Regions from separate parts of the Homo sapiens genome. Here regions 2, 3 and 4 are each linked to region 1. Evidence: chromatin contacts called from ENCODE POLR2A ChIA-PET data. All regions are on one chromosome and are shown on one strand. Each heading gives the region's core, a stretch centred on a gene start or an enhancer-like site at or near the end of the contact. The rest is flanking DNA. Distances are from core to core; before and after follow the strand shown. Region 1 holds the start of RAP2A (RAP2A, member of RAS oncogene family). Region 2 holds the start of TDRD3 (tudor domain containing 3). Region 3 holds the start of CLN5 (CLN5 lysosomal BMP synthase). Region 4 holds the start of EXOSC8 (exosome component 8).

The links. ChIA-PET counts read pairs that join two places held with the same protein, here RNA polymerase II (POLR2A).
Region 2: POLR2A ChIA-PET joins it to region 1 with 12 read pairs in CD4-positive, alpha-beta T cell. The contact joins the promoter of TDRD3 here to the promoter of RAP2A in region 1. POLR2A ChIA-PET finds 5 or more read pairs at or near these places in 2 of 52 experiments (CD4-positive, alpha-beta T cell and activated B cell).
Region 3: POLR2A ChIA-PET joins it to region 1 with 10 read pairs in CD4-positive, alpha-beta T cell. The contact joins the promoter of CLN5 here to the promoter of RAP2A in region 1. POLR2A ChIA-PET finds 5 or more read pairs at or near these places in 3 of 52 experiments (CD4-positive, alpha-beta T cell, OCI-LY7 and naive thymus-derived CD8-positive, alpha-beta T cell).
Region 4: POLR2A ChIA-PET joins it to region 1 with 11 read pairs in CD4-positive, alpha-beta T cell. The contact joins the promoter of EXOSC8 here to the promoter of RAP2A in region 1. POLR2A ChIA-PET finds 5 or more read pairs at or near these places in 2 of 52 experiments (CD4-positive, alpha-beta T cell and naive thymus-derived CD8-positive, alpha-beta T cell).

Annotation. Positions count from the first base shown.
Region 1 is chr13:97,432,869-97,435,889 of GRCh38, forward strand. RAP2A (RAP2A, member of RAS oncogene family) reads left to right here and starts at 1,301. Exons shown (of 2, transcript NM_021033.7): 1 at 1,301-1,916. The coding sequence starts at 1,603. RefSeq lists enhancers at 398-537, 485-1,416, 688-817, 838-887 and silencers at 1,038-1,397, 1,418-1,477.
Region 2 is chr13:60,395,488-60,398,494 of GRCh38, forward strand. TDRD3 (tudor domain containing 3) reads left to right here and starts at 1,733. Exons shown (of 14, transcript NM_001146070.2): 1 at 1,733-1,918. The coding sequence starts at 1,878. RefSeq lists enhancers at 655-724, 1,055-1,384, 1,093-1,605, 1,455-1,654, 2,535-2,584 and a silencer at 1,795-2,364.
Region 3 is chr13:76,990,722-76,993,421 of GRCh38, forward strand. It overlaps CLN5 (CLN5 lysosomal BMP synthase), which reads left to right and starts at 1,360. Exons shown (of 4, transcript NM_006493.4): 1 at 1,360-1,550. The coding sequence starts at 1,378. RefSeq lists silencers at 694-783, 874-943, 1,404-1,643 and an enhancer at 1,665-2,700.
Region 4 is chr13:36,999,456-37,002,155 of GRCh38, forward strand. It overlaps EXOSC8 (exosome component 8), which reads left to right and starts at 1,331. Exons shown (of 11, transcript NM_181503.3): 1 at 1,331-1,367. The coding sequence starts at 1,351. RefSeq lists a silencer at 1-100 and enhancers at 561-610, 1,071-1,160, 1,361-1,620, 1,841-1,900.

The sequences.
Region 1 (3,021 bases), core at 51-2,550:
TGCAACGCATCTTGTTCTTTTGCCAGAACAGGGCACAGCAACTGGCTCCTCAATCTCTGCCCCTCCCAAACCCCAGCAGCCGGTCCCTGTCTCCATCCCGCCGGCCTCGGTGGCAAGGGGCTCGCGAGCTCTGGTTGGCTTGGCCGAAGCTTCCGTCACTCGCCAGCTCACCTACGATTGGTTGGCAGAGCGTGCGCGAAGAGCCCCGCCTGGCAAGGCACTGGGAGGTGGGCTTGCGGATCCTACGACTAGCGTTTTTCTCGATTGGTTGAAGGAGTAAAGGCACGTGGTATGGGGGCGCTCTCTTATTGGTCGTGAATGGTACCTTGTGGTACAGAGACGTGATGTGGTTGGCTAGAATGAATCCCAGCTTCCCACTAGATGCCCCTAGCTGGCTGTTGCTATGAGGAGTCCAGGGCCTTCCGGCTGCCGTTCGGGATTCCGCTCTCCAGGTTTTCAACTCACCCGTGGCTGACAGGGCGTGGGAAGAGCTCGACTTCAGTTCGGCACCGAAAGGGGCGGGTCTAGAAGAAATGTGGGCGGGTCCAGAGGGTTGGTGGGCGGGACCCCGGCGACGTCAGCGGGCTTGGACCCGACTTCCGTGGTGTGTGGCCGCCTCTGACTCGCCCCTCTGGCGCGCTGCTAGAGGGGGGCGTCACCCTCCCATCAATGTCCTAACGCTCCAAAGCTTCATTTTGTTGCGTTTACACAACTTCAGTCAGAAGCCTGTAGGTGCCCCCCCCTTAAAGCTTCACATGCTAATACAAGATAAAACCAAAGCTCTAGGAGTGCTGACAGACTGGGTGGCATCGGACAAAGGCCCTCGCGGCCCCTCTTGGGCCTTGGGCATCTCTCCTTCACTCCCCGCCTCAGGATAAAGCTTGGAGGTAGCTCTAGCCCCTCTACCATCTCATCCCTTCCGAATTCTTAATGTCTCGGGAGTCTCAGGTTGACGCTGCTCCTGGCTTGGGCGGGAACTGCGCATGCTCGGTACACAGGCCCTGGGGTCTGACTGGGCGCGCTGGGTTCGGCGCTGCTCGGCGGTCGCGGTGCTTGTTTATCTCCGCGCGGGCAGAAGCTTCCGAGCCCCGCAAAGCCTCTCGGGAGCGCTCGCGGCCCGTCGCCTAGGGGGCGGGGGCGGGGCTGCGCCGCGGGCTCCGCCCCGGCCGCCGGACCCCGCCCCTGGCCGCGCTGCGGCTGGGGCTCGGGCGCGCGCTCGAGCGCTGGGGGTAGCGGCGGCGGCGGCGGCGGCGGCGGGCGGGGATCTGGGCGTGGAGGCGCGAGGGGCGGGGCGGGCGGCACTGCGGGCCCGCGGCTCGGGCGGCACCAGCGGCTCCCGGTCTCTCTCTCTGCTCGCCCTCAGTCCCACCCGGTGCCTACGGGGCCGCATCGCCGCCCGGCTCGGCCCGGCCCATGCCCAGGGCCGCTGCTCCCTCAGTTGCCGCCGCCGCCGCCGGCGCCCAGGGGGCCGCCGCGGCTGTGAGGTGGGGGCGGCAGCGGGAGGCGGCGGGGCGGGCCGCCGGGGCCGGGGCTGGGGGCGCAGCGCGGCCGGCGTAGGTCTATGTCGCGGGCGGCGGCGGCGGCGGCGGCCGCGGAGGGACGATGCGCGAGTACAAAGTGGTGGTGCTGGGCTCGGGCGGGGTAGGCAAATCCGCCCTGACCGTGCAGTTCGTGACCGGCACCTTCATCGAGAAATACGACCCCACCATCGAGGACTTCTACCGCAAGGAGATCGAGGTGGATTCGTCGCCGTCGGTGCTGGAGATCCTGGACACGGCGGGCACCGAGCAGTTCGCGTCCATGCGGGACCTGTACATCAAGAACGGCCAGGGCTTCATCCTCGTCTACAGCCTCGTCAACCAGCAGAGCTTCCAGGACATCAAGCCCATGCGGGACCAGATCATCCGCGTGAAGCGGTGAGCGAGGGCACACGGGGGCTTGGCGGCTGCACCCCGGAGTCACCGTCCCGGGGCTGGAACTCCCCGCGCGGGGCTCCGGGGAAGGGGCTTTCTGGGGGGTGGCTCCAAGCTGGAGGCTTTACTATTGTCATTCTGCTCCTCCTCCTCAATCTCAAATTTGAGTGCTTTGTTTCACAACTAAAATTTGGCATCGTGTTAGCCCACAGAACAGCTCTTTGTCTCTTGGACGTTGTTAGCATTGCTTGTTACAGAGCCCCCAAGGAAACAAAGTTTAAAACTTGCAGGGGGGAAAGGGGTGGATAGATTTGTCTTGGGAAGAGAGGAACTGTGCAGGTATAGTCGAGACATTTGCAGACTGAACAACAACAATCTGCCTTGGCAATGTTTGACAGTAAAAATCGCTCACACACCTATACAGTAAAGTCAAGTCCAGAGGAAGGAGACCTTTCTCATCTCGTTAAAGGTTTATGGTTCCAAGGCGTTTTACAAAAATTAAGTCTCTAATTTAGTGCAAAACTTTAAAGACAGATTATTAAATTATTTGAAGACATCATAAGCTAAATGGGGTTTCGAGAATATTAACAGAGGAGTACAAATAAGCCATTCACAGGAAAAGAATGCAGCTTAACTGTTTGTTTTTGTTTTTTTGTTTTTAATATAGCCGCCTTAACCCCTTCCAAAAAAAAAAAAAAAAAAAAAACACCACCACACCACCACCACCAGTTCCTGGAAACAAAACAGAAGCTTCTTCAAAAGTGTGACACAAGTATTAGCTAATTTAAAGTTAATGTTAATAAGCCTTTATATATATATATAAATTCTTTTCTAAAGTATACATTTTGGAAATATGGCTGATAAATGATTTAAAATGTTTGTTTTCTCTTAAATTCACTGAATATATTTTTCCGTGTAATTTTAAGCATTAGAAATGTGATAATATCTTAGTTCAAAGTTTTGGCAAATTTTTCTAATTATCATTTAATTACACATTACTGTTTCATCTAGTTCTTGTTAGTTAATGCCTGCTGATAATTTTGGTGTCCTTTTTTTCCTGCCTTATTCTACCTAGAGCCTAAATCTGAAGACCTTTACTGAAAGATGG
Region 2 (3,007 bases), core at 483-2,982, about 37 Mb before region 1:
TTCTCCAGTAAAAAACCCATTCTTTAAGAGAATTTAGTGTTTTGTGGAGTACTTTATTATTGTAAGGACCATGCAGTGGTAAATCCTTACTGAATCACACGACATGTGAGAACAAATGACTTTATAACCAGTGAGAAATTCTGATGATTGGTACAACATATTTTCATAGTTAACAGGTTACACTAACTGAAAAATGTAAATAATTGGTAACAGAAAATTCTAACCGCCAATAAAAATTATTGGCAATTTATTTTTGAGTCATCTATTTACCTTTAAAATGGCATATCTATTCCTGGCTCCTGTATATGATGGCCGATGACTATAAATTGAAATATACCTGTAGCATACGTATGACTTAAACACTGCATACTACTGCACATTGCAGCGAACAGGATGGAGCTACTTGTGATCTAAAATTATCTAAACAATATACTTGGGAGCAAATCTCAATAGCATTCCATCTAACGAAAGCATCGCGATTTTATAACTATGACTTTTGGGAAGACCAAACGGAATACCCCAGCTGAAATGAGAAAAATCTGTATTAAGGAATTTTAGCTCCACCCAGGGCAATTATCCCCTTCCTTCCGTAACTGCCAATTTCCTCCCCAATCCCAAGAGCGCCTCTGCCCAGTTCCGCAGTCTCTGCTCCAAGTCTGTTTTTGATGATGCCCTTAGAAGCAGGGGCAGCGGCAAGCGGCGGAGATAGGGATTAAGTTCCTAACAGTCTTCTTCCCCTGACCTGGCAGATGGGGACGCTGCCCCTTAGAAGCCTTTTTCCCCGCAATACGGGACGCCGCAGAGGTGAAAGACCAAGAAGGTGGAGCAAACTTTTAGGGAGCGCCTCTTGGGCCCGCGTACCCTTCCGCCTGTTCCTCTCTGATTGGCCAGCGTGAGTCACGGACGCCCAATCGCGCGGTAGCGTCCGCCGTGCCGCTGGGCGACGGCGGCGCGCATGCCCACTCAGGGACCCACCCTGCGCCCCAGCCCTCTACAGCGCGGGCGAAGGGCATCGGCGGGGAAGCGGCTGTGGTTGCCAGATCTGGCAGTACAGAGCCAAGGTGGCAGGGCCGCGCTAGGACACGGATGGTCCCAGGGGGAGGGCAACAGGAAAAACAAGCACTGACACAACTGCCCCATTTCCCCATGTCCCCTAAAAGCAGGTTTTCTTGGGCTGACCAGGGCATTTTCACTGTGGTGTCCGACTGGGGCAACTCGATCTGCCCGCGGGGACTCAAAAAAGCTTGAGCTGCATTTTTTCTTTGCGTCCGGGCGGACCAAAAGGCGAGGTGAAGGGAACGAGTGTTTATAAGAAAGTAAACTTTTGTGCAGAATGGGCTGGGGACACCTCTGAGTTTTGCTGCCCGCAACGTGACCTTTTTAGCGCGGTCCTGGACGCGTTCCCTCGCAGCCAACCCGTCAGTCTCCTCAGGCCTTATCCTGCCCTCTCTGAGGTGGCCGCCTGTGGGCGCTGCAAACGCCACACTTTTGCTCTACGAAGAACCTCCTCGCGACTTTCCAAGGTGTGCAACTCAGAAAAGCGCCCCCCAAAACAAGTAAAAGCCTTCGGGGAAGAGGCAAAGTCCCTGAACCGTCCTGACTCCAGCCACCAGCCGGTGTTTGGTGGATCAGGTCCCGGAGCTCCGCAGCCTGGGAGCCCCACACCAGGCCGGCCCCTACGGCCGCTCAGAAAACGCGGCGAGCGGAACCCGCACGCGGAAGCGCCGGCCGCACTGAGCATGCCCAGTTGCAGAGCCGACCAGAGGAGTTTTTTCTTTTCTTTTCTTTTTTTTTTTTTAAGGGGGGGGGTCTCAAGTAGGAGGCCTCCCCATCACCCCCACCCCAGCCCCCCACCACCCCCGGCCTAAGCAGCTACCATGGCCCAGGTGGCCGGCGCGGCGTTGTCCCAGGCGGGTTGGTAAGTGGCGAGTCCCGCCGGCTGCCGGGCCGCGGGTGCGGGCCGGGGCCCCAGGGAGGTTGGGTTGGGGGCGGCGGGGTGCGTGTCGGGGTAGGCGGAGGCTGTCGTCCGCCCCCGGCCTCTCCCCGGGCCCTTCGGGCCGGCTCCGCCCCCGGCGCCACGCGGAGCCCTGCGAGTTCCCCTAGGTCCCCTGGAGGCGGCGGCGGCGGCGGCCTGGGCCCCGGGCGGCGGGCCTGGGCCCCGGGCGGCGGGCGGCGGGCCTGGGGAGAGGCCGGGGGCCGCGAGCCGGGCGGGTGGCGGCCCAGACCCCGGCCGACCGGAGCGCCGGGGAGGACCTGCAGCGCCGTCCGCGCGGCTTCTCCGGGGAGGGGGTGTTTCTGCAGCGGGATCGGGAGGCGAGGGCTGGGAACGAAGTGCGGCGGAGAGGGACGAACGCGGCCGGAGCCCGCGGGCCCATAGGAAGTTGAGGGCAGAGCAGAGCACAGCCCGCGCTGCGGCCGGAGCCGCCTCTTCTTACCCCTTATTTCAAAGTACAGTGTGGACCAGTGTGAATCTGCCTTCCGCGGCACACACACAACTTCTGGAGCTAAGAATGACCGCAATGTCAACTCGTGGGGGTGCTCGGTAGAACTTTTCTTGAAAGGATGGTGTTCTGATTTTAAGAGGCCTTTCGTGTCAAGATTTTCAGGATTTGAAAACAATACAAAATTATGCGAAATTAGGCAGTTTCTGGAATTGCGGCCATTACGGTTGTAATCATCCCGTTTAATTCAGTAACGCTTTTCCCAGGCTTGCACAGGCACATTCTGGGATGAAGGGTAGGAACGGGGATGAAAAAGATTTGCAACGGCTCTCTGCAATTACTGCTTTAGGAGAAAGAGTGAGGCATTAAAAGACCAAACAAAACCAGGGGGAATAGTGATAAACCGTACGTACAGAGGAACAGATGAGTGCACTGTGGAATGGGAGGGAGAGTTACTTTCCTAAAGTGGACTTGGAAAGATGGTAAGGAAAAGGCTTTCTAGCACAGAGCTGCTGGAGATGACACAGGGAAGCGCTTATTGTTTTGCAGAACCTACACAAGATCTA
Region 3 (2,700 bases), core at 110-2,609, about 20 Mb before region 1:
CCACGGAATCCTTCAGGTGCCCTTCAAATCAGACATTACATTTCAGCTCTCAGGGCTAGAATGCTTCCCCCTCTTATCTTGGGCAGGTCTTTGAAGAAGCCAGTTTAGCCTTGGTAATTTTGAATTTGGCCATAGTATACGGAGGAGAGCTAGGTAGCTATCAAAACGCTTAGACAAACGTATGGTAAAATGCAGCCCAGCCTGAACCTCCGCAAAACCCCCAAACCTGGAGCAGCAAGTGGGCAAAGGAGTGTGTGTTTGGGGCAGGGTACTGAGTCCCATATGTAATCAAGAGACCTGGAGGGCCCAAGGAAGTCAGTGACACCCCCACAAGCTACATATCCTCCAATGGATTGTGGTGGTCATCTCCGGCTACCGAAGCCACCTTGCTTATTCCCATAGGCTTACAAACATTATGATGCTTCACACGAGTTGTGGGTGAAGTGAAGGAATTGGAAAGTCCCGGTCTAAGGCCCTGCAAAACTGCTGTCTGGTAAAAACAAGTGACTATGGCAAGGCCCTGAATGTACTACGTATAGACTTAAGTCAGTATTTGTGCCTAACAGCAAAGCATGCCACAAGAGGCTCCTCAAAAGCCGGGTAATTGATGCCATTGTTTTCTTGACCTAGTTGAAGAGTCAAAGAAGAGAAGGTGATGCAGAAACTTCTTTCCAGTGAAGTGACAGATCCAAGCAAGGAACACCTGCCTGTGAGGGGAGCGGTAGGGGAGGGGGTAGATTCGGCAGCACTCGGGTAGTGGCAGGGACCACATATTGTCGGTGTTAACCACTGTTATCACTGGCCCAGGTCGAGTGAGGACGAGTCATTTCCCCACTAAGCACTTGGGGAGTGGCAGGGACCACATATTGTCAGTGTTAACCACTGTTATGACTGGCCCAGGTCGGGTGACGACGAGCCATTTCCGCACTATTGTCCCTTCTTCCTCACTGCACCCCCAGCCCTGCACCCTCAGCTCCAAATACACATTCTCGTTCACTCAACGTTTGTTGACACCTAGCGTGGGCCCTGTGGGATGGGGTAAAAGTTCGGTGTTGGGAGGAGCCCCGGTGACAGATTTTTGGTTTTGGTGGTGGCTTTTGGGCAAGGACAGGTCAATTCATAAAAGATGACGCCCCAGGTCTGGATCGAATTCTCCTGGGAGCCAGACCAAAGCACCTTCCTGGACTGCAAAGTGTGGAAGCCGCCGCGGGCCGGGCGCGGGGAGGTGTCATGCGCCGGAACCTGCGCTTGGGGCCAAGCTCTGGAGCTGACGCGCAGGGGCAAGGCGCCCCGCGTCCCGGACTGGCGGCTCCGCGCATGCTCCTCCCACCGGCGTCGCAGGCCTCGAGAGGCTCCGGAAGTACTGGGTGCAGCCTGATGGCGCAGGAGGTAGACACGGCACAGGGCGCCGAGATGCGGCGGGGCGCGGGCGCGGCTCGGGGACGCGCTTCCTGGTGCTGGGCCCTGGCGCTGCTTTGGCTCGCGGTGGTTCCGGGCTGGTCCCGGGTCTCGGGCATCCCCTCCCGGCGCCACTGGCCGGTGCCCTACAAGTGAGTGCGGCGGCGCGCGCACTGTCGGGGTTGGGGTCGGCGTTGACGATGGGGGATGGGGTGCTGGGGCGGGGACCCCTGCTCACCGTGGTTTGTGTCGGGTCACGAGATGGTGCGGGGACAGCGCCGGGTGACGCTCGGAGCGCACTTGAGAGCAAAGTTGAGGACTGGGGAGTCGCAGCCGCTCGTTACGTGCAGCCCTGGGACCTTTCGTCCCCTCTGGTCACTTGCGGCAGACTCAGGACAGTCCTGAATCGTGGAAGAAGAAAAGGAGAGTAATGTTATTTAATGGAGGGACTTCTGGGTACAAGTAGCTGATTTCTTGAGTAGTTTAAAAACACTGTCTATCGCATTTATTTATATCATGCACTGTCGTTAGTTATTACCGCGGAACATTTGGTACAATTTACTGGGCGACCAACTCGCTCTGGTTTGAACCTGATCAGAACCTGATCCGAAGTCCTTATTGGGACTTCCCAGTTTTGCCCTCAAAAGTCGCGCATCCCGGGAATCCCCGTCTCCTGCAGTCCTGGTTAGACCGGGAAGATTGTCACCGCTTTTGTCCAGTCTTCAGCCTGGAGGTAGGACGCCGGTCCTAAGTCGGGGACAGAGCCCGCACACCTGGGAGGTCGATTCCAGCCTTTGACAGAGAAGACACAGCCTCCGGCGGTCAGAGATAGCTAAACACAGAGAAAGAAAACATGGTGTCAACATCAGGCAGGAGAAAGACCAGCAGTTTTTGAAAACAGCTATTTTTCTTTAAACCAAAAGCATCATTGGACATAATTTTAACTTACTAGCATAAGTAATCAACAGCTAAAACTGCACACAACAAACCTGAAAAAAACAGCTATTTTGTATGACAGTATGAGTGGGAAGGAGTTCTGCCTGCTGCGGGTCAAATCTGGCTCTGTCATCACCAGGGATCTTGGGAAAGTTACTCAGAATCTCTGTGCCCACATGCCCTGAGTCAAAAAATAGGAATAGTGGTAGCACGTACCTCATAGGTTTGCTGGAAGGATTAAATCTAGTAAAATGCCAGCTGTTGTCAAACCTAGATAGTGTATTCTGCTCACTGAAATGTTTACAACACTTTTTTGTTTTGTGTGATATACTACGTGGAAAGAGAAGTTTGTGGTTGAAGCTAGTT
Region 4 (2,700 bases), core at 81-2,580, about 60 Mb before region 1:
CCAGTCGGTGGAGAGGAGCGCTAGGTTCCACAGCGGGGCGCCAGGTTTATCAAGTATGCAAGACGTCTACTTAATTTGAATTTCAGATTAAAAAACTAATCATGTTTTTAACAGCCTTATTAAGATAGCCACATACCATACGACTCATCCAGTTACAGGTTTCTGGTTTATTACATTAGTTTTTATAAACTGTGGTAAAATAAAAAGTTGCCATTTTAATCATTTTAAGTTTACAATAGTGAGTGGCATTAATTACATACATACTGTGCAACCATCACCACTATCTATCTGTAAAGCCTTCCCAGCTCCCTCCAGGTTCTGGCAACAACTAATTGCATGCTCTATTTGGGGCATACTCATGCTTTAAAAAAAAAAAAACCCACAAAAAAACAAAAACAAAAAACAAAAAAACCACGCTGTGTTTATCAGACATTCAAATTTAACGTGGTATCCTGTATTTTATCTGGTAACCCCACCTAGGAGGGAGATGGCAGCCTTGAGCACGACACAGTCTACAACACAAGGTGATGCTTAGGAGCCCTCAGCTCCGGGACCTGCAGAGCAGAACGTGGTGCGGACAATGAGCGCACAGAAAGTTCAGGTTTCTCGGCCGAGCGCCGTGGCTCACGCCTGTAATCCCAGCACTTTGGGAGGACGAGGCGGGCGGATCACAAGGTCAGGAGATCGAGACCATCCTGGCTAACACGGTGAAACCCCGTCTGTACTAAAAATACAAAAAATTAGCGGGGCGCGGTGGCGGGCGTCTGTAGTTCCAGCTACTCGGGAGGCTGAGGCAGGAGAATGGCGTGAACCCGGGAGGCGGAGCTTGCAGTGAGCCGAGATCGCGCCACTGCACTCCAGCCTGGACGACAGAGCGAGACTCTGTCTCAAAAAAAAAAAAAAAAAAAGTTCAGGTTTCTCATGTGTTGGAGCACGGAGCCCTTGACCAGTGAAGAGGCAAGGCCAGGGCTGAGCCTAAGTCACAGGCAGAAAAAAGACGCAGAAACATTGGAATAACGCTCCACACGCACTGCTTGATTCTGCGCTAGAAACCCTGTTATCTCCGAACTGTTGGTGTTATTCTGAGTCACAGCACCAGCTCTTTTATAAAGAGGGAGACCCGCTCCTTCTTTAACAGCAGATTCGTCAAAATACGTCCAAGGCAAGGAAACCTAGAAAGGCGTCTGGGCAGGGGAAAGTCGATGCGAGGGCGGGCCAGGGACCTTTCGTCGCGTCCCCACCTTGGCATTTCCCGTGGCGTGAGCGGCCCCGGCATCCGTGTCGAAAGTGCGGCGGCGGAACAGGCGCGCAGGAGAGGAGCGGCGCAGGCGCAGACGCGCGGGCGGGAAGATGGCGGCTGGGTTCAAGTGAGTGTTGGCGGGTGGCGGGTAGAGTTCTGTACCCTGGCGGACGGCAGCTTCCTTTAACTCTTAGCTGGGATTCTCTCACCTGGAGGCCGACCCCGTTGGGGTGCCATTTCCTTCCTCGTCGAGGCAGACGATGGGCGGGAGGACCTGGAGGTTGTCACAGTGAAAAGAAAGGGCTTCTTCCTCAGTGAGACGGGAGATGAAAGGACTCTGTAGAGTTCCATACCCGCTGCGAGCGCTCGTGAGCGTGGTGTGTAGTGAACGTGCAGTCCCAGGAGACATAGTTGTAATCTTTTAAAGATTGTGGCCGGGCGCGGCGGTTCACGCCTGTAATCCCAGCACTTTGGAGGACGAGGCGGGCGGATCACCTGACGTCAGGAGTTCGAGACCAGCCTGGTGTACATGGTGAAACACTGTCTCTAATAAAAATATAAAAATTAGCCGGGCGTGGTGGCGGGCGCCTGTAGTCCCAGCTACTCAGGAGGCTGAGGCAGGAGAATCGCTTGAACCCGGGAGGCAGAGGTTGTAGTGAGCCGAGATCGCGCCACTGCACTCCAGCCTGGGCGACAGAGTGAGACTCTGTCAGAATCAATCAATCAAGATTGTTGCATCAGAACCACATACCGCCTGCTTCTCCCTCTCCCGTAATTTATTTCTAAAAGGATCATGCCTCGTTTGGAAGGTTTTTGTGTGTGTGAAGCCAGTGGACTTTCTTAAAGTTTTTAAAAAATGGATAAAATAAATAGGATTCCAAAGGAAATCCATTATGTTGAAATAGTTATCTATGAGTATAAACTCCGAAGACACGATATAGTAGTATATATACTTGGTTTAAAATTAACCTTCGTAAACAAGATCTAGTGGCGAGACTAGTAGTAACTCCTGGGATTTCAAAGTAACGGTGAGCCTGAACATACCTTACACAGCTAAAGGGTGCAAACGAAAACATCTGTGGTCTCCGTGGTTGTTAAAGTTGCAGGTACTGCTAATGTTACTATGGCTTATTGCTTACAGTCATAATTGAAGAATATGCTAAATTTCACTTACAGTGAAAATAAAGATGTACCTTTTTGTTTCCTGAGTTATCTAGTAAGAGGTTAACTATTCATGATCACTAGATTATTAAAATAATCTTTTTTCATGATCACTAGATCACTCTGAATCCTTGTTTCAGAGCAAGAACGACATGATTCTTTTGACACAGATTGAGCTTTTAAAGAGCTCACTCAAAGGGCTTTTAGACGCCAATCTTCTAATCGTTTATGGCAGAGTTAAGGACAGCAATTGAATGTGATTGCTACTACAAGGATTTTTACTTTCTAGAATTACTTTT